Regions from separate parts of the Mus musculus genome. Here region 1 is linked to region 2. The links are chromatin loops, found by intact Hi-C in ENCODE. Cell type or tissue: heart. All regions are shown on one strand. Links, peaks and the distances in the headings refer to the core of each region. The heading gives the core; the rest is flanking DNA.

Region 1 (10,262 bases), core at 1,266-9,265, 51 kb before region 2:
TTATTGATCACATTATATTACAGCATGACTCCCAAGGGATTGGACTACTATCTTTTCTCTTGCCTCCACAAAATAGCAAAACCGTACTCATTTCTGCCCTCCATGTCCTCCAAAGGACTCTCTGGAATAATGTAGAATGTGTCTGTGAATGGTTGCTACGTGACTAAGTGGAAAGCGCTTCATAGTATGAGACCACTGATACTGACAAACCCTTAGCCTGTTCTTTGGTAATGTGAACCAGTATCTGTAGACTTGCATCTGTAGCCAGAAATTCACTTAATTCTATTACTAGTGAAACTTGAATGTAGTCTATTTGGAAGTCATGGAGAGTTCATATTGTATTTATGCTTATTGTTGTAGATTTATATTTATGTGTATATATTAGTTTCCTTGTGTGGAGAAGACTGAACCTTGTAGACTCGTGGACACTATTAGGCGTTTAGTAGTGATAGCAACTGTTTACATAGCATGTGACCATGTTCCATGTGCTCAAGGTTTTATATGCATTAACTCATTCTTTCCTAATTGGGTGGGACCCCACACAGACCTTACAGTTATTGACATGGTCTTTTCACAGGCGAAGGCACTTGTTAAAGAAATCACTGAATCAGTAGGCCTGGGAGGTGAATCCAGGAATTCCAGTTCCAGAGTCTATTTTTAACATTTAACTAGCATAGTATTCTACATAGGGTTATATAATATTTGTTTAGTATCTTTTACTGTATAGGATGTATGGAACATATGGGGCATGAATGTGATATCGACAAGTATATTACAGAATTTTGGATTTACAAAACTCCCTATTGAAAATACGTTGGGAAAAGAATTTCTTTAATAGGTCCCTTTAGGATAGATTTTGTGTATTGACTCAAACTGGATGTATCTGAACTTCCTGTTATTTCTTTGTGGCTTCCATGCTTTATCCAACTTGTGTTGCAGGATTGCCTGCCTTTTTTCCTAAGCCGTGGATCTTTGCCCGGGCTGTGGCTTTCAGGCTGTACTCCTGCGGCTTGTGAAACACTTGTTTATGGGCACAGAGTGATCTGGAGTTAAATACAAAAATCCCTCTCCATGGAACAGCAATTTATTCTACATGCCAAGTTGGCACAGAATAGACCTTGGGGGGGGGGCTGTGGCTAAAACAGGTAGCCAAGATATGAAGGAGGTTTCCAATCTAGACTCATGCTAAAATAGAATGGTAATGAAAACACTTCAGTGGGCTCTTTGTAGTTTATATTTTATACTTAGGCTAATTTGGAGTGGCCAATCCAGTTTCACTGTCTACTTTACTCAAAATTTTTGGAGGATTAGACTAATAACAAATTATATATGTTAAAAATATATCTAGCAAGATGGGATCAAGAATTACAAATATTTCATAAGCAAAGTGGTATATCTTATCCCTGGTCCATGAACTCAATTTTATAGATGCTTCTATATTGGTAGATAGAAAACATTTATTTAGTTGGTTCTGCAATTGAATATGTGACATTAAATAAGTCATTAAGTTATACCTTAAAAATTACATTTGTTTATTTTTGTTTGTGTTTATGTGCTTTGGTGCTTGTGTGGAGGTCAGAGAACAGCTTGCTGGAACCAGTTTTCCCTTCCAACTTGTGAATCTTAGAGATTGGACTCAGGTCGTCAGGTTTGGTGTGAAGCGTCGTTTCATTGCCACACCCCCTGCCCCTCCAAAAAATAGTGTTCATGATAGAGTTCAGGGTTAGAGTCTGCTGTCTAGTGTGTACTTGGTCTCCAGTGACACAAAACAAACAAGAAATAAGAATTAAAGTTACTCAAATATGTATACTTTTTTGTTCTAAGGGAAAAAAATGACCCTTGGTCTTTTTACCAGTACCAATAGGCCTTATTTATTGTTCCTCAAAGTTAGGACTCTCAAGAGCAGAGAGTAGAGACTGGGTGATGAGAGCATGGGTCTTCTATGTGAAGATAGTACTGGCCTTGAAGAGTGTGCCGGCATTTTAATCTTTTCAACTCCATTTAACAATCTTAAAACGGTACCTGTTTGTATGTGTATGCACATGTGTGTGAGTGTGGGGGTCAGAGGACAGTTTGTGTTTGTATGTTTATGCACATTTGTGTGAGTGTGGAGGTCAGAGGACAGTTTGTGGTAGTTGGTTCTTTCCTTCTATTCTGTCAAGTTTGGTGGTAAGCATCTTACCTACAGAGTCATCTTGCAGCCTCATAATTTTGAAACTTAAGTATTATTAATGCTGAGGCCATTTCATATTTTATGTTTGTAGGTAAGAGAAGGAAGGTGTCCTCTGGTCTTAATTTATAAACATGTATTCTTGAAATAAATGCTAGTCTCCTGAGAACACAAATCAAAATGTGACGGTTGATGAGAAATTTTGTGTTTTGTGTTCTCAGAAATAATCTCACTATATAGCTGTAGCTGCCTCAGCCTCACTGTGTAGCCAGGGTGGCCTTGAACTTGTCAATACCTCTGCCTCAGCTTTCTTGACTGCCGAGTTAGGGGGCATGTACCATTACGTCTGGCTAATGGAAAATTCTTCACTTCTGCTTTCCCTTGGCCATCTGTGTTTGAAAGGCCACTGATCTGTGTCCAGAGCCTGCCTGACCAGTGAGTGCATAGTCAGATATAGTTCTCACCATCTAAGAGCCAGACCTTCTCTGCCAGCACAGTTCTGAGTCTTTCACACAGGACTGACAGCAGCTGGAGTCACCTGTCACAGTGTAGACTGCTCTAATGGTTCTGTTAAGCAGCAGTCACATTATATCATGTTTGGAATGGGAGACAGGTACTTGGAAGAACTGACTGAAGTGCGGGATCAGTCGATCTTAGGGACTGTATGTTAAAGCCTCTTGTATGCTGATGGTGGGGATTTCCAGACTTACTAATACATAACCTGTATAATTTCTTGTCATATGATGACGTTACCTTATGGGAGCAAAATTTTGGGTCTACAGATTTGGGGTTGACAGGGAGCTCACCTATCAGCATGGCTCCCTGCCCTACCAAGATTTAGTTTCTGTTTTGGTGTTCATCCAGGATACCTCCAGCCAATCTGGTATGATCACACAAACCTGTATTCCTACTTCTTGGGAGGTAGAGGCAGAAGGATCAGGAATTTAAGGTCATCCTCCATACACAGTGAATTTGAAGTCTGGCTACATGATACCCTATCTCAGTCACTTTCCCCCAGTTGCTAATGGGAGACCCATGGGGTTAGATCTGTCAGGGCTTTACTGTTTGAGCTAAAGCTTGGGTTACAGAAGGAAGGCATTATATTTAATATATTATTTTGAAGAGCTGTGTAATCTCTGGGGAAATTTGGAAAAGAAGGGATCAGTGGCTGCTGATATTGTCAGTTAATGTAGCAAGAAGTTGAGAGTATAAGGCAGTCTCTAGATTTGGACTCCCTAATCTGTGTCAATTTGACGTTTCCTATGGCTTCTGTAACATACTACCACAAACTTGTTGGCTTTCAACAACATGAAATTACTTTTCCCAATTCTGGAAAACAGATGTCTGAAACCAAGGTATCAGTAGGGCCATATTCCTTCTTGGATATATATGTTGTATTTAATACCACATCTATGGTATCTGTTAACAGACTCTAGGTATTTCTTCAGTTTAGGATTGTAAGCGAATGCTTCCATGAGAATTGGCTATACAGATAACTCCTTGAGACACTGCTTTCAAATCTTTTGATTTTTATGATTCAAACTCTCTTTTTGGATAGAACAGAAATGGTAATTGCAGGATGTTTGTTTGTTTTGTTTTGTTTTAAGGAACCACCATGCTGTTTCTATAGAGACTACAACATAGTAAACTAATTCAGTGGACTCAGGTTTAATTTTTTCACACCTGGAAAAAAATTTTATTTTTTTCCTTAATTTATCTATTTATTTATTTTTGAGACAGACTCTTGACTGTTCAACCTCACTTTCAGAACACACTCTTTAGACCAGGCTGCCCTGGAATTCAGAGATCTGCCTGTGGCTGCCTGCTGAGTGCTAGGATTAAAGACCTGTCAACTGTGGTATTGGTTTGCATTTCCATAATAATTGGTGATGCTAAGTACTTTCTCATGTTTTTTGGCCATTTTAAAACACAGAGACAAGTCTGTTAAAGTCTTCCCCCATTTTTAAAGTTAGATTGCTTTTGTTGAGTTTTAAATGTACCCTATATATCCTAGATAATGTCTTTATCAGGCACCTGGCTTTCAATTTTTCTCTCTGTTCTAAGGGCAGTCTGAGGTAACTAGCAGTGTCTTTTGGCGTTCCCTGACCCCTAAAAGGGACAGCACCTTTTCCATCAGGATTTATTGAAAGTAAGGCAAACACAGGATAAAAAAAATGCAGGAGTTAGGCTATACTAAACCTAGCTTCTGTCAGTAAGCACCTAGAGCTGGACTCTGTGAAGGGCTGGTTGTAGGCAAAACAGGTAGCCTGAGAGTTCTCCTGGGACACAACAGCAAGGTCAGCCTAAGAGCCGGCACTCAGTGGTGCTGACAGTTGGAGGCTATTCTGGGACCCGGAGGACTTTGTTTTGTAAGGCCTTGTGCTCCCAGATTAACTCTGGCTTTAGTCAACCCCAAGCCACTTCAGCCTTCGATCTAGAGAGCAGTGATAGGTACAGTAGAAAGAGCACAGTGCCCATATTATTGATAAAAGAGAGCACTTTCCATTAGAGCTTGTCTTTACTATATGTTGATTGTGAAAACCTTTATTTACCAAGCAACTTTTGGAATAGTTCTTTTGGACTAAGAATTAAGTACACACCTCTATTTCAGAGCTTAAAACAAAATTTTCTTTAGTGATATTCTCGTGCATCTTTAGGAATACAAGCTAAGAGGAAATGCACTTGAGTCACAGATTTGACTTGAAGCAAAGAAATTCCCCCGTTGTTATAACGGTTAACACCCAAAGCTGTTTAGCTTCCTTCCCAAGGAAAGGATTGAGCTCCTGCCTGGAGAATTCAGTATAGCTCTGGGTAGAGGCATGGGCAGAGATTTGCAGATGGGTGACTCTGCTCATGGACCATGCTGCAGTCATGAGTCAGCAGCACAGCTGCGGATGGAGTGGGCAGAGGACATCTAAATTTAGTCCTTACTCACTGGAGAAGATCTCAGGGAGCATCCTCTCCCTCCATACCCCAGTCATACCCTCCTGGGACCTGCAGGCGGGCGGAGCAGGGGCACTGCAGACCACGGTAGTCAGACTGCCGAGTCCTTAGCTCATCGATACAAGGCTTCTTTCCAGTTCAGTCGTACAACCCTGTATCCAAGAAGCCACGTACTCTGAAAATTAAGGAATTTCCTGAAATTAGACATACAAATTCCTATATCTGGCTAGTTTCCAGACATTTTTAAATCAAATTACTTTCCTTCCATAAGTACTAGTGAGAGCCATGGTGAGTGAGGATTAAATACATTTGGTGTGTGCGGCTGTTAAAGTATTGGCTTAAAAACAACACCAGGAAATGTTCCCAGCCCTCTGAGGTGGGTAGATTCCTGGCGCCTGGGATGAGTACACTGAACTTGTTAGGGTCCCTGTCCTGTCTGACTGCAGAAGCTGATGCTTTTAACCGCGTGTTGTCCTGCACTGTGTAGAGGAAGTGGAGTATGGTTTGCAGAATTGGGGTACTCTATCTAAAGTAATTCAGAGATTGTTGTTTTTGCCTAATCCCTATTCCAACTCTCTCTCTCGCTCACTCTCTTTCTCTCTTTCTCTCTCTCTCTCTGCACACATATGGTTGTAACATTTTAATTGAAGTATATGAAGAAAATTGAGTCTCACATGGATATATACTTGGAAACAGAAAGTGTATTTTAATAGACTGGTCAGTCAGTTATAGGTATTGTTCTTAGGTGGTTATTAAAATTTCCAGCAGCAATAATTTTGCTTTCTTTCTGGTTCTCATGTATCTGAAGTTAGCCTTGAACTTGCTGTGCAGCAAATGAGAATGATGAACTAATCCTCCTGCCTCTACCTCTCAAGTGCTGGGATTACAGATGTACACCACTTTGCATGGTCTCTGATGTCATAAACCATGGTGAAGAAGCTGCAGAGAAACGGTGTGCATGCTAGGCAGAAATTCTGCCAACTGAACTATAGCCCCAACATTGTTAGTTTGTTAAGTGTTGTTGGAAATGGAGACTGAAATTATATCAATGTACTGTCTTACTCTGTTGCATTAAAACCCATCAATCATCTGGGTATGGTGGCATATGGCATTGATCCTAGCAGTTGGGAATCATAGGCAGGTGGATTTCTGTGAGTTCAAGGCCAGCCAGGGCTACATAGTGAGACCCTGTCTACAAAACAAAACAATAGCAAAATCCATTAATCTAACTTATTCTTTGAATTAATTTTTTACCAATGCCTGATTTTCTAACACTATGTATTTAGTATTTGAAAACACAGGCTCATTGATTTATGTAGATCTTCTGAATATAAATATAGTTCATTATATACTATCAATTGATCCTATTTGTAGACCAGTGGTTCTCAACCTGTGGGTTTTAATCCTTTTGGGGATTGCGTATCAGATATCCTGCATATCAGATACTTATATTACAATTCATACAAAATTATAGTTATGAAGTAATAACAAAATAATTTTATGGTTAGGGATCATCGTAACTTGAGGGACTGCATTAAAGGGTGGCAGTGTTAGGAAGATGGAGAACCCCTGCTGTAGATAGCCCAGTGTAAGTATCAGAAGAGTATCAGGAAACTGTCAAGCTCTTGACAGTAGCCGTGCTTCCCAAAATTTCAGTTTTCATTTGCATGGTCAAATGTTATTATAGCAACAAAAGTTTTCTTTGTGGCTTTGTTCATTTTGATGTCTGAATAACAAATACTTTTTTGTTAGTTACTGTTTTCTGTATTAATAATATCTTTGGAAAAGTGGCTAGTTCATCTTGCAGCCCTGCACAAGTACTTTTCCTAGAAACAACCATCATATTGCAGAAGCCATTGTAGGACTTCAATTATGCTCTTCATTTTGTCACACAGAACATTAAAAAGACATCCCCTCAAAGGCTTAGTTTTAATTGTTAGTCATCATTTTAAATGATTTGTGTATGGGATGTTTTGCCTGTTTGTATGTCTGTGCACCATGTGCATGCAATACCAGAGGAGGCCAGAAGAGAGCATGATATTCCCCTGGAACTAGAGTTACAGATAATTATTAGCTGCCATGTGGGTGCTGGAAATCAAACCTGGATCCTCTGGAAGAGCAGCCAGTGATCTTAATCACTCAGCCATTTCTCCAGCCCCTAGACCAACAATCTTTATCACTGCATAAAAGTCCATTTTAGGTAGAGTGGTTTCTTGATGCAGTTGCCTTGATTAAATAAGGCATATTTATCTACCAGCAGATTTACCTACCATGGCTTTGGCAACATTAGTGCAAATGTCAACACAAAGAGAAGACAATCAATTTTCTAATATTATTGAGAAGACAAATTTTATTTGGCTAATGAATTCTAATTTTAATGGTTTTTTAATTGGAATATTTTATTTATTTACATTTCAAATGTTATCCCCTTTCCCAGTTTCCCCTCTTCAAACCCTCTATCCCATCCCCCCTTACTCTGCTCCTTCACCCAACCACTCACCTCTCTAGCATTCCTCTACACTGAGACCTCAAGCCTTCACAGGACCAAGGGCTTCCCCTCCCATTGAGGCCAGATAAGGCCCCTTCAGCTCCTTCAGTCCTTCCCCTAACTCCTCCATTGGGTCCCTGTGCTCAGTCCAATGGTTGGCTGTGAGCATCTGGATCTGTATTGGTCAGGATCTGGCAGAGCCTCTCAGGAGACAGCTGTATCAGGCTCCTGTCAGCAAGCACTTCTTGGCATCAGAAGTTGGTCCGGGTTCAGTGTCTGCATGTGGGATGGATCCCTAGGTGGGGCAGTCTCTGGATGGCCTTTCCTTCAGTCTCTGCTCCATTCTTTGTTCCTGGATTTCCTTTAGACAGGAGCAATTCTGGGCTAAAATTTTGGCCATTCCTCAACTGGGGGGCCATGCCTAACCTCTGGATACGGTCTTGACGGGTTTTCCCTCCGCCCCTTTGTGGAGTAGTTCAGCTAATGTCATCCCCATACAGTCATAGGAGGCTCTTGCTTCCTGGCATCTGGGGCTTTCTGGTTGCTACCCCCAGTTCCCCATCCCCCATTGCTACATATCTCTGTTCAATTTCCTGACCCTCTGTACATCTTATATCTCCTGCCATACCTGATTCTTCTCCTCTTTCCCCCTCTCTCTTCCTCTCAAGTCCCTCCCACCCTCTACTTCCCTTGATTATTTTGTCCCCCTTTCTAAGTAGGACTGAAACATCCACTCTTTGGTCTTCCTTCCTTTTGAGCTTCATGTGATCCATGAGTTGTATCGTGAGTATTCCATGCTCTTTGCCTAATATCCACTTATCAGTGAGTGCATACCATGTGTATTCTTTTGTGACTGAGTTACCTCACTCAGGATGATATTTTCTATATCCATCCTTTTGCCTGCGAATTTCATGAAATCATTGTTTTTAATAGCTGAGTAGTACTCCATTGTGTAGATGTACCACATTTTCTGTATCCATTCCTCTGTTGAGGGACATTTGGGTTGTTTCCAGCTCATGGCTATTACAAATAAGGCTGCTATGAACATAGTGGAGCATGTGTTTTTATTACTGGTTAGAATTTCTGGGTATATGCCCAGGAGAGGTGTAGCTTGGTCCTCGGGTAGTACTATGTCCAATTTTCTGAAAAACCGCCAGACTGATTTCCAGAGTGGTTGTACCAGCTTGCAATCCCACCAGCAATGGAAGAGGGCTCCTCTTTCTCCACAGCCTTGCTAACATCTCCTGTCACCTGAGTTTTTGATCTTAGCATTCTGACTGGTGTGAGGTGGAATCTCAGGGTTGTTTTGATTTGCATTTCCCTAATGACTAAGGATGTTGAACATTTCTTTTAGGTGCTTCTCGGCCATTTGAGTTTCCTCAGTTGAGAATTCTCTGTTTAGCTCTGTTTCTCATTTTTAATAGAGTTATTTGGTTCTTTGGAGTCTAACTTCTCTAGTTCTTTGTATATATTGGATATTAGCCCTCTATCAGATATAGGATTGGTAAAGATCCTCTCCCAATCTGTTGGTTGCTGTTTTGTCCTATTGACAGTGTCCTTTGCAATTTTATGAGGTCCCATTTGTCAATTCTTTTTTTTTCTTTTTTATTAGGTATTTTCCTCATTTACATTTCCAGTGCTATCCCAAAAATCCCCCATACCCTCCCCCCCACTCCCCTACCCACCCACTCCCACTTCTTGGCCCTGGCGTTCCCCTGTACTGAGGCATATAAAGTTTGCACGACCAATGGGCCTCTCTTTCCACTGATGGCCAACTAGGCCATTTTCTGATTCATATGCAGCTAGAGACACGAGCTCCAGGGGTACTGGTTAGTTCATATTGTTGTTCCACCTATAGGGTTGCAGATCCCTTTAGCTCCTTGGGTACTTTCTCTAGCTCCTCCATTGGGGGCCCTGTGATCCATCCAATAGCTGACTGTGAGCATCCACTTCTGTGTTTGCTAGGCCCCGGCATAGTCTCACAAGAGACAACTATATCAGGGTCCTTTCAGCAAAATCAGTGTATGCAATGGTGTCAGTGTTTGAAGGCTGATTATGGGATGGATTCCTGGATATGGCAGTCTTTAGATGGTCCATCCTTTTGTCTCAGCTCGAAACTTTGTCTCTGTAACTCCTTCCATGGGTGTTTTGTTCCCAATTCTAAGAAGGGGCAAAGTGTCCACACTTTGGTCTTCGTTCTTCTTGAGTTTCATGTGTTTAGCAAATTGTATCTTATATCTTGGGTATTCTAAGTTTCTGGGCTAATATCGACTTATCAGTGAGTACATATCATTTGAGTTCTTTTGTGATTGGGTTACCTCACTCAGGATGATGCCCTCCAGGTCCATCCATTTGCCTAGGAATTTCATAAATTCATTCTTTTTAATAGCTGAGTAGTACTCCATTGTGTAAATGTACCACATTTTTTGTATCCATTCCTCTGTTGAGGGGCATCTGGGTTCTTTCCAGCTTCTGGCTATTATAAATAAGGCTGCTATGAACTTAGTGGAGCATGTGCATGTGTCTTTTTTTTTTTTTTTTTTTGGTTTTTCGAGACAGGGTTTCTCTGTGTAGCCCTGGCTGTCCTGGAACTCACTCTGTAGACCAGGCTGGCCTTGAACTCAGAAATCCACCTGCCTCTGCCTCCCAAGTGCTGGGATT
Region 2 (10,262 bases), core at 1,284-9,283:
GTGTGGGTGGTCCACACCTTTAATCCCAGCACTTAGGTGGAGGCAGGGTCTCTGAGTTGTAGGTCAGCCTGGGATACATAGTGAGACCCTCTCTACATAAAACAAATAAAAGAATTAACAAGACTAAACTGAGATATTAGTGAACTATATGCTGTATCAAGATGTACAAAATTGATTTTGTTTCTTAGAAAACAGGTCTTGCTATATCCTTTTGACTGGCCTGATACTTAACTGTATATAGCTTGCACTGAACTTATGGCAATCCTCTTGCCTCAGCCTCCTGAGTGCTAAGACTCCATATAACACCATACCTGACTTTCTGTACAAAATTATTTTTTAAAATTGTGTAAGATAACCTCCATGTTATGTGTATAGGGTGAACATGTCAGTTTTTGGACACTAAAAAGTATCTGAGAGAAATTATTTGAAGGAGGAAGGTTTATTTTGTTTATGGCTTCAGAGATGACACTTTGTGGTAGCTGCTTTATTGTTTCTGATAGAAGTGTGGATGAGCAAAGCCGCTCATGCCTGACAAGCAAGATGGCAGAGAGCAGCGGAGAGCACGGACTGGACCAATGCTGCTCCTGGGAATGTCCCTCCAGTGACCAGTCCCACTAACGAAGCCTCTCACCTGAATGTCTGCAAGGCTGCCCACTCAGCAGGCGGTGGCGTCTGGTCACTGCCCTGTTGTTGGACCTACTATCTGGAGTCCAAGTATGAACATGTTGTTGGGAACACACTATATGAAACCAGAGGAGTCTTTTCTTAGCCAAAGTGACTCCTTATTTTATGAAAATACTTCAAAGTTTGATAGGCTTCTGGTTCCCAGCAGTTTGGTTAACAGCTGTTCAGCCTGTGCCATAAAGAGATAGTGTGAGTTATGAACAGTGTGTTAACGGAGATCTGCTTACGAATACTTTCCCTGGGGGACTCCAGGAGGCTGCCACGAGAGTCTGGTGCTTAGACAAAGGTCTGTATGATAAGTAGCAGCTATGAAAGAACATGGAGTTTAAGCAATCTTTAAAAATAATTTTGTATAGGATGTCAGATATGGTGATATATGTAACCCTAGCACTGAACCTGGACCACTTCCCTGCAACCTAAGCAACTACTAATATTTTCTCTTTTTCTTATTTTCAACCTTTCATGTAAAATGGAAACAAGATGAGGGGTTATAATTAGCCTCTTTCTGGTATATTTCCAAAGTGCATCCATGTTGAGGCAGGTATCAGGACTTGATTCCTTTTTATAATCTACCATTTGATATTGTTTGTTCATTCATAAATTGATACATTCACATTATTTCTACCTGTTGGCTGGCCATTATGACAAATATCACTATAAACATTTGTATATATATATTTTATGTGGACATATTTCTCAGGTATATGCTACTAGTGGATTTTGTAGGCAATATGCCACTAGACAGCTTTAAGCTTAAGGTATCATGAATTTTAAACTGGCTTTTAAACTCTGTCTGAAGTTATTAGACAGGAACAAATGGGTAATAGTGAACGTGACGTGACTAGCAAAGAGACTGTCACAGAAGAAATGCACGTAGGACAAATCAGGCTCGCAATGGGGAGTGACAGAAGGGATGAAGAAAAGTGAGTGTGGTAAAAATATATTGATTACACTTAATAACTGGGAGGAAGGGAGCTGATGCATTGGCCATGTGTGGAGGTCAGAGGACAAGTTGCAGAAGTTGGTTCCCTTCTCCCTCCATGTAGGTCCTGGGACTTGAATTCAGGTCATCAGGATTAGTGGCCAAGATTATCGTTATATTTATATGTAGCACTGTGGATACGGAGGCTCAGATTTTACTGACACATGTGAGGTCATACATACTTAGCTGAGACTTGTAACCAAGAATTTATATCAAGTTAGAGCTCTGGAATGGCTGCCCAGCTCATGAGATGTGTACATTGTAGACCCTGTGCCTCAAAGAAAGGGAAAAGAAGAGAATTTATTCAAGGATCTAGACAGGGACAGAAAAGTAATTGGAGAAAAAAATTTACTACACATAGAATTTGGAATGCCAGGTCAAGGATTTAACATAGACGCTAGGTCTTTATTCCTGAAAGCTTTGGATCCTGGCACAAGCATACGGTGTTATAAGTGAATAGTCTTGTTAAGTGGAGACTTGCATATGCAGACCGATCAAACAGCCGTTTATTGAAGGGCTCTGCCTGGCATATGTCACTTCAGAACGTTTCTGTGTGAAAACAGGGTTAGCTGGAAGGAGTGAGGGAGGTATAACAAATCAAGTGGAGAAGGATGGCTTACGCTAAATTAAACAGCTCACTCAAGCCTTCTCTGGTCACCTGGGAAGAGTGGTGGTTGGTGGTGGGGCTTGGGAAAGAGTGGCTGTGGCAGGTACTCAGTGAACTTGCTCTTGCCCTGCAGAAACCCCCAAATTACCATTCCACTGGATAGTCTTTGGGAATTGTGGCACTCGAGAGGTAGGCAGGAACCAAATCAAGCCAGTTTTTATCTGGGTTATGTTAAGAAACTTGATCTTCTGTTCTCAGAGCTGTGAAATACCATAGTAGAATTTTCAGCAGGGGAATGAGCTGATCACATAAAACATGTCATTTCAGCCTTTACAGAATTAAAGCCATTTAGTTTCTCACTTTAGATGAGCATAAACTAAGAGAAAAAAAATCAGATGTTTTGAAACAGCTACATTTTCTTTTGAAAGAGCATGCTGAGTGATAATTCTTCTCTTTTGAAGCTTCAGCTTTCTCTGTAATCAGCCCATTGTGGAAGTGTTTTGACTCCTGCTGGGAAACCACAGTGGAGCCTTGGAGCCCTCATTCACAGGTCCAATTGGAAACAATTAGTAGCATTGGGATAAATGGGGATTTGAAGCAGGCCACTGCAAGACTTAAGCAGTAGAAAGCCACCGCTCAGAAATAATCTCCCTTTGCCTTGTAATTGAGTCACTTAGGCTGGGCTGGGATTTAGCACACCATTTCACAGTTGTCTCTCCTTAGGGTTTTGTTTTCCGGCAGGCATTGTGAGTGTATGCAGGACTGGCCAACAATCAGTTTCAGCTTTCTCCTTCTGGCACTACGTATGGACGCAGGTGACCACTGATATCTTGTTAAATGGACAAAGCCAGGTGCAAAGGATAATGTATGATACCAAACAAACACAACAGTATTTACGATGTTTGTTGGGGGGGGCATTCTGGGGAATTCTGCCCTCCTTTTCTTGTGTGAAAAAGTATTACTGTTATAATACAATGGAAGGGGAAATAATTGAAGAGAAATTTGCTCTGGGAACCAGTTTCCTTGTGATGTTAGTCTGTGGAGGAGGCCATGTCCATCCAATGATGATTGCCATAGTAAGTCTAGAAACTTTGTGGTGTGTGTGTGTGTCTGTGTCTGTGTCTCTGTGTATATAAATGTGTATGTATGTTAGTATCTGTGTGTCTATGTATGTGTGTCTATGTATGTGTGTATGTATTTCTGTGTGTGTGTCTTTGTGTATGTATATGTGTCTGTCTGTCTGTATATCTGTGTGTATCTGTGTATGAGTATATATATTTCTCTCTCTGTGTGTATCTCTATGTGTGTGTGTGTATATATATATACATATATATATGCAAATGTCTATGTGAAAGTATGTTTGTATGTGTGTGTATGTATATGTGTGTATGTGTAAGGTATGAATGTGTGTGTGTGTCTGTGTGTCTGTATGTGTATGTCTGTGTCTGTATGTGTGTCTGTGTGTATGTCTGTGTAGGTATATTTGTGTGTATTTGTATGTCTGTGTCTCTGTGTGACTAGTATGACTAGAGATTAAACCTAGGGCCTGTCCTTGTTGCTGCTAGATAAGCACTCTCTTTCTTTCCTTTTCCATTTGTTTACATCTCAAATGATATCCCACTTCCCGGTTACCCCCTCCACCCCCCCCCATCCCGCGACCCCCCCCCCCATCCCATATCTACCCTCCCCTTTGCCTATATGAGAGTGCTCCTCTTTCCCTAGCCCCTTTGTTAACTTTTTTTTTTTTTTTTTTTTGGAGAAACGGGGGCTTAAACTTGCTCTGTTGCTCTGGCAGAACATAGGGTCTCTATGCCCCATCCCCTAGAGTATTTGGAATGTCAAGCCTGGTTAATTGGGTTTTGTTTTCTTAAGACAAGGTCTCACTTAGTAGCTGAGGCATCTCTTCTCAGAACTGTGTGTTCTGAGCTGCCATGGCCAGCCATGATCTTGAATTCACATCTCACAACAAAATACATAATATGATTTATTAATTTTAAGGAGAAATGGTCTTGGGTTTACTAATGTCTGCTTTCCTGAAAAAGCTGTAGTGTGTTCAGCTGCTACTTCCTTTCTTTACATGATGGACAGGAACGAGAAATAGGTTCCTTACTCTAATGAAAGTCATAAGTAAGTTGAAGTCATAAGATTGTATAAAGTCTTCACTTATCATCGGCTAGGCCCTCTTTTCCTCTATATTGAAATATTTCAACTTTTGAATTAAAATAATACCCATTCAAAAGTAAAAGTTTGATTCCAGGGCCAGCCTGTCTTGATTTGTAGCCCAGAATATAGAACTAATCGCTACCCTCCATGTTTTGGGTTGACATGGGGACTATAGAAACCAGCAGGCTCATCTGGCTCTGAAGGGCCAGATGATTTGACTAGCAGACTGCAGGACAGAAATGGCAAGTAGCCAGCAGTTGGCAGATAGCTCTGCAGGGACACCACGCTAAGTAGCAGCTGTCACAATCATGTAGTGGTCAAGTTCATTTTCCAAAGCTCCAAGTTTTCCTTAGCAACAGAATATAAATAATTCCCCGGGCTAATATTAGAGCTGATAGTGACTGACTGTCTCTGCCTGCCTTTTCTCCTCTTTGTATCCCTGCTCCCTTTTCCCTCCCTCTGACCAGCCCTGAATTTTATATCACTTTCTTCCTTCAGATGTCCTTCCTTCCATCCATCCAAGAAATGGCTATAAATAGTTTGTTTCCACAGAAGGCTAGAATTGCTTGTCCCTCTGAAGAACCCACATTATACTCAGCTCTGCTTGCTTCTCAAGGGGTGACCTATACTGACTGAGTCATCCATCTACCCTCATCCCAACCTTCCTGAGTCCTTTGGAGTCTATTAAACTAGGTAGTTATTCCAGCTAATGTGAAGCTGTCTGCAGATTAATTTGATATCATCTTTGGAATGTTAGAAATTTTAAAACATAATTAAGCCATCATTTTTAAAAACACTTAAAATTATCTCTAAAACTATGACAGTTGCCAATTAAAGAAAAGGTTTTATAGTTTCCCTATTTCTCTCCATTTTTGCTCTAAAATGTTTTCCTTGTCTAAATGTCTATAGCAGAGTTGAACCTACTTTTTCTTTGTTGATGTAATCTTTTTTCCCTTGTATGAATCTTGAGCAAGAAGAGAGCAAAGTGTACATGACAGTAGGTGAAATATACATTGAAAATAAAATAGCAGCCGGCAGTGGTGGTGCACGCCTTTAATCCCAGCACTGGAGAGGCAGAGGCAGACGGATTTCTGAGTTCGAGGCCAGCCTGGTCTACAAAGTGAGTTCCAGGACAGCCAGGGATACACAGGAAACCCTGTCTCAAAAAAACCAAAAAAAAAAAAATGAAGAAGAAGAAGGAGGAGGAGGAGAAGGAGAGAAGAGAAGAGAAGAGAAGAGAAGAGAAGAGAAGAGAAGAGAGCATCAGCTGACATCCCAGGCTACCCAGAAATTTTCTGTGAAAGGAAAGGTCAAAGCCAGGTACAACAGAGCACTGAGAATGCTTGAGGCAGGAGGATTAGCACAACCTTGAGGCCAGCTTGGGTCTGTCTCAAACCCATCTCAAGAAGTCCAAAATTAATAAGCGAGAGAAAGAAGGAAGGCCAGGCAGTGGTGACACGCACCTTTAATGCCAGCACTCAGGAAGCAGAAGCAGGCGGATCTCTGTGAGTTTGAGGTCAGCCTGGTCTGCAGAGTGAGTTCCAGGACAGCCAGAGCTACACAGAGAAACCCTGACGCAAAACAAAACAAAAAAAAAAAAAAAGAAGAAGAAGAAGAAAGAAAGAAAGAAAGAAAGAAAGAAAGAAAGAAAGAAAGAAAGAAAGAAAGAAAGAAAGAAAGAAAGAAAGAAGAAAAAGAAAGAAAGAAGGGGAGGAGGGAGGGAGGAAGGAAGGAGGAGGGAGGGAAGGATCAATTAGTGTCACCAGGCTTAGTGGTAACTGCCTTTGTATCTATTAAGCCATCTTGTCAGCACAATATAATTTTTGAATTAAGGTTGCATACATTGTATTTTTAGGCACTGCTACAGCAAAATTGACTATAAAAATATTAAACATTTTGTTTATATGCACTAGAAAACCCAAAGACTTGCTTTATTACAGTGACATTCATTTTATTGTGGTAGTTTGGAATCTCTGTAACTGATAGACAAGGAGGTTAGACACAGGTAAGTGAACCCACATGAAGAACGCAGTCTCACAACCTGAGATACAGGATTCCTACAGCATACAGGGTTTACAAATTAAATGAGATAAGCAGCCTGAAGTCTAAAATAGTGGCACCATTTAGACTTTTGGGTAGATTTTATTTCAAATCGATTAGATTTAGAGAAGCTAAGCACAGAAAGACATTTTTAATAACAACATGAATACTGTCAAGTAAATTGCTTTGTAGTTTGTATGAAATACTTGTTTTCCATCAATTATTATTAATCCTCACAACAAATTTACAAAGAAGATATTCTGAGCTCTCATTTACATACAAGGAACAGGTTAGAAAGGGAACCTGCTTTACCCCAAATCACATAGCAAATACCCAGCGTGGTTTTTAAGAATAGCCAGCTTAATTAGAACCTGTGTTTCTTCACATTCTTAATGAATATAAATAGACATAAGGATGTAAGGAACAGACCCAAAGGTCAACGTAGTATGAGCTAATTAAAAATTTCAGGATCCAGGAAAGCTTCTATATTTTAATATGAAATTAATACTGTCTATTATCCTTATGTTGAATGCTAATGATGCACAGGTATTAGTTTGTACTGTTCATCTTTTTTATTTGTCTTAAATATTATATAGTCTAAGTTTTAACTAATCAAAAATCACTGTCAGATAATTAGGGTATTACTGAGAGAAGCTGGGTTGTGTAGGTGAAGAATAGAGTTCAATTCAGCTAACCTTTATACTGAATGAGGACATTATTTGAGGTCTAGGTAATAAAGGCTGTTGATTCATTACTAGATGTGAACTCCCTTATATGATGATAGATGATATCAAATTAATCTGCAGACAGCTTCACATTAGCTGGAATAACTACCTAGTTTAATAGACTCCAAAGGACTCATAGCTGGATCCATAACGAATATTAAATAAAAATAAATATTTTTCTATATATAAGAAATTTTTTTCTAATTGATCTTTATGCTTAGAGGACCAGTTTCTGGACAAAATTGAAAATTAATGCAGAACCAATCAGTTTTAAAGTCATGTCGAGTGACTATTTAGTTCTGCAAAGGAATTACTCTTTAGTCTCTTTTTCCTTTTTTTTTGTTTTTTGTTTTGTTGTTGTTTTTTTGTTGTTGTTGTTTTTTGAGGCAGGGTTTCTCTGTGTAGCCCTGGCTGTCCTGGAATTCACTCTTTAATCCCAAGTGTGGGATTAAAGGGGTGCGCCACCACTGCCTGGCTCTCTTTTTCATTTTTATTTGTGCATGTTTGTTTATTAAGATAAGGTCCCAGTATATATGCCAGACTAGTCTAAAAAATAGTAATCCTCCTGCCTCAGCCCCACTTACCTGAAAGTGTCCTTTTCCCTCAGTTGTCTTTATCCCATCCTTCTCTTCCCACATCTATTTTGTGTCCTTGCTTAGGGCATTACTCTGTCCAAGTAGAAAACAGACCTCTCCTGAACACGCTCTGCCTCATCTCCCTCTTCCTAGTTGTCCCCCATGCAGAGCCTCCCCATGCCGGAGTGGCTTTAGCTCCTGTTCTCTGCCTAGCAATGTCCTGCTCAGTGCCATGAGAACTCTTTATTTTTTAGCTTTTTAATTATATTTTAACATTTAAAACACTTTTTAAATTTAATTATATTTTGAGCATATTCACCCCCTCCTCCAAGACCTTCCATAGCCTCTCCCCACCTCCCCACCCAACTGTAAGTTCTTTCTCAAAAAAACAAACAGTAACCCAATATAACAGCAAAACCACAGCCAAAAAGAAATTTAAAAACACTGAACTATATCCAAATAAAAGCACACACACACACACACACACACACAAAACAAAAACTGGAGAGTCTATTTTAGGTTTCTCAATTACTCATGAATATAAGGGGTGAGTAATGTACCCAGTGCCACTTTATTGGAGAGAACGGATTTTTCCTTACCCAGCAGGAAACAGTAGCAGTTCGGTTATTGACATTTACTGTAGTGATTGGATTTTCATTCATTCATTCATTCATTCATTCATTCATTCATTCCTAAAAATTATAATAAAATAAAATATAACCTAAAATAAAAACCACCTAATTGAAGTTGGCCATGACAAACCAACAGAAGGAAAAAGCCCAAGAGAAGGCACAAGAATCAGAGACCCACTCATTCACAAACTCAGGAACCCCATAGTTGTCTGAGTCTGGGATACCTCTCTCAGTGATTTTCTTAGTTTCATTCATTTGCCTACAAGTTCATTCTTCTCTTAAAGGACATCTAGGTTGTTTCCAATTTCTTGCTTTATGTTCATGGTTGAGCAAGTTTGTCTGTGGTAGGAGGAAGCTTTTCAGTTTCATGAGGTCCCATTTATATATTGTCGGTCATAGTGCCTGTGCTAATGGTGGTGTGTTCAGAAAGTCTGCCAGTGAGAGCTCCTTCATTTTAAATACCACTGCTTACTACTTCTGCTCTCCAGCTCCAGGCTGAACCCAGAATTCTCTTCACAGTGCTCTTAGGACAGTTTTGACCAATTAAATGGCAATGTGTTCCTTTTTGTCCCTGCACTGTGAACTTGTGAGGTGGCTTTTTAAGTGAATTTTCTTATCACAGAGCTGAATAAGTAGACACTGGATCAGTTGTAGGATCTTCTCTGCCCTCCAGGTGGCAGCAGAGGAAAGCCAGTTGAACTATTTGGATGTATGACATCAAAGAATCTAGTTTGTGTTTGAATCAATTTTCAGAGGAGCACATCTCCCATATTCCATTTTAACTCTTTTAATATTGGAAAGCAAATAGCTTCTAGCACATGAAGGCCCTTGTGGATTTCCTGGTACTTCTTCAGAGGACAGCAACCAACACAGGGTAGATTGCTCCCTGGCTTTCGAGTAGGATGCATACTTTACCTTTCAACAAAGCAGTTGATGTCTTCCAGGCAAGCTTTGTAACCTTTCTAGTCCGAGCTTCTCCACAGGCTAGCTAGTTTGAGTTAGGGAATATATAGATAGCATAAAATTCTAAAATTATGGGATCCTGAGTTATCAGTGACTGTCTAATGAATGTCCGTGTGCTTGGTGGTGTGCTCAGAGTATCGGTATAGTAGAAAGGGGATGTGCCATACCTTGTACTCTCAGGGTTGAGAATCTATAATACACTCATTTCCTCCCTCAGTTCAGCATTATGTGCAGGCAAATATATTAGGATTTCAGAAAAAAGCAAGGTGAATGATGGAGGATCGTGTAATTAGAATAGGCTTCATGGAGGTAGAATTTGAGTCAGCATTTATATATATGAAAGGCTTAGACTAGAGGAATTAATGATTTTGAAAGTTTACTGTATGCCCCATCTGCTTTTCCCCATAGTGCATGTTGAGAATCAGATAGGATAAAGAACTTTTGAGTAATCAGAATTAGTAATGAAAAAAGCCGGAATTTAAAACCACCGTCAGGACTCTGCTGCCATTCTTTGACCTCAGCAGGACCACAAAGGTATCTCAGAGGTGGGCCTGAGCTGGACCATTCCACACCAAGAGCTTGCCAATGTGAGCATGATGCCCGGATCTCCTGATGTCTCTGAGGGACTGGCCATAGCGTTCCATGGAAATTCGTATTAGGGAGCAGTCAGTTCGGGATACACAGCAAATGGAGACTTTCTATTTTCTTTCAAATCTGATGGAAAGTGCAGGGCTTCAGAAAATCAGAAGAGAAGTTGCTTTGTACATGTTGGGTCAGGATGCTCGCTCTGGAACATTGGGTAAGAGAGTTCTGTTTAAGAAGTTTTTACAAATAGGGCTTAGCTGAGGGCAGTCACCCGGACGATTGTTCCTGTTCCTCTTTAAATAACAA

Evidence for each region. Peaks named below come from ENCODE experiments on the same cell type or tissue, not always from the same donor. Only the 100,000 strongest peaks of a DNase experiment are listed, where the experiment ranks them.
Region 1: a loop joins it to region 2, with 4 times the contacts of the local background. A loop is called at or near these places in 2 of 42 quality-filtered maps.

Annotation. Positions count from the first base shown.
Region 1 is chr1:134,904,477-134,914,738 of GRCm38, reverse strand. The region is part of intron 1 of Ppp1r12b (protein phosphatase 1, regulatory subunit 12B); the gene reads left to right. Among named protein-coding and RNA genes, the nearest start is that of Gm51265, 37 kb to the left of the region's middle. In heart, for the core only: CTCF peaks have their summits at 5,165 and 7,128 (motif pointing right); DNase peaks (open chromatin) are centred at 2,628, 4,498 and 5,078; H3K4me3 peaks cover 879 bases; H3K27ac peaks cover 4,559 bases.
Region 2 is chr1:134,853,339-134,863,600 of GRCm38, reverse strand. All of the region lies in intron 13 of Ppp1r12b (protein phosphatase 1, regulatory subunit 12B), which reads left to right. Among named protein-coding and RNA genes, the nearest start is that of Gm32670, 84 kb to the right of the region's middle. In heart, for the core only: a CTCF peak has its summit at 9,071 (motif pointing right); a DNase peak (open chromatin) is centred at 4,690; H3K27ac peaks cover 1,340 bases.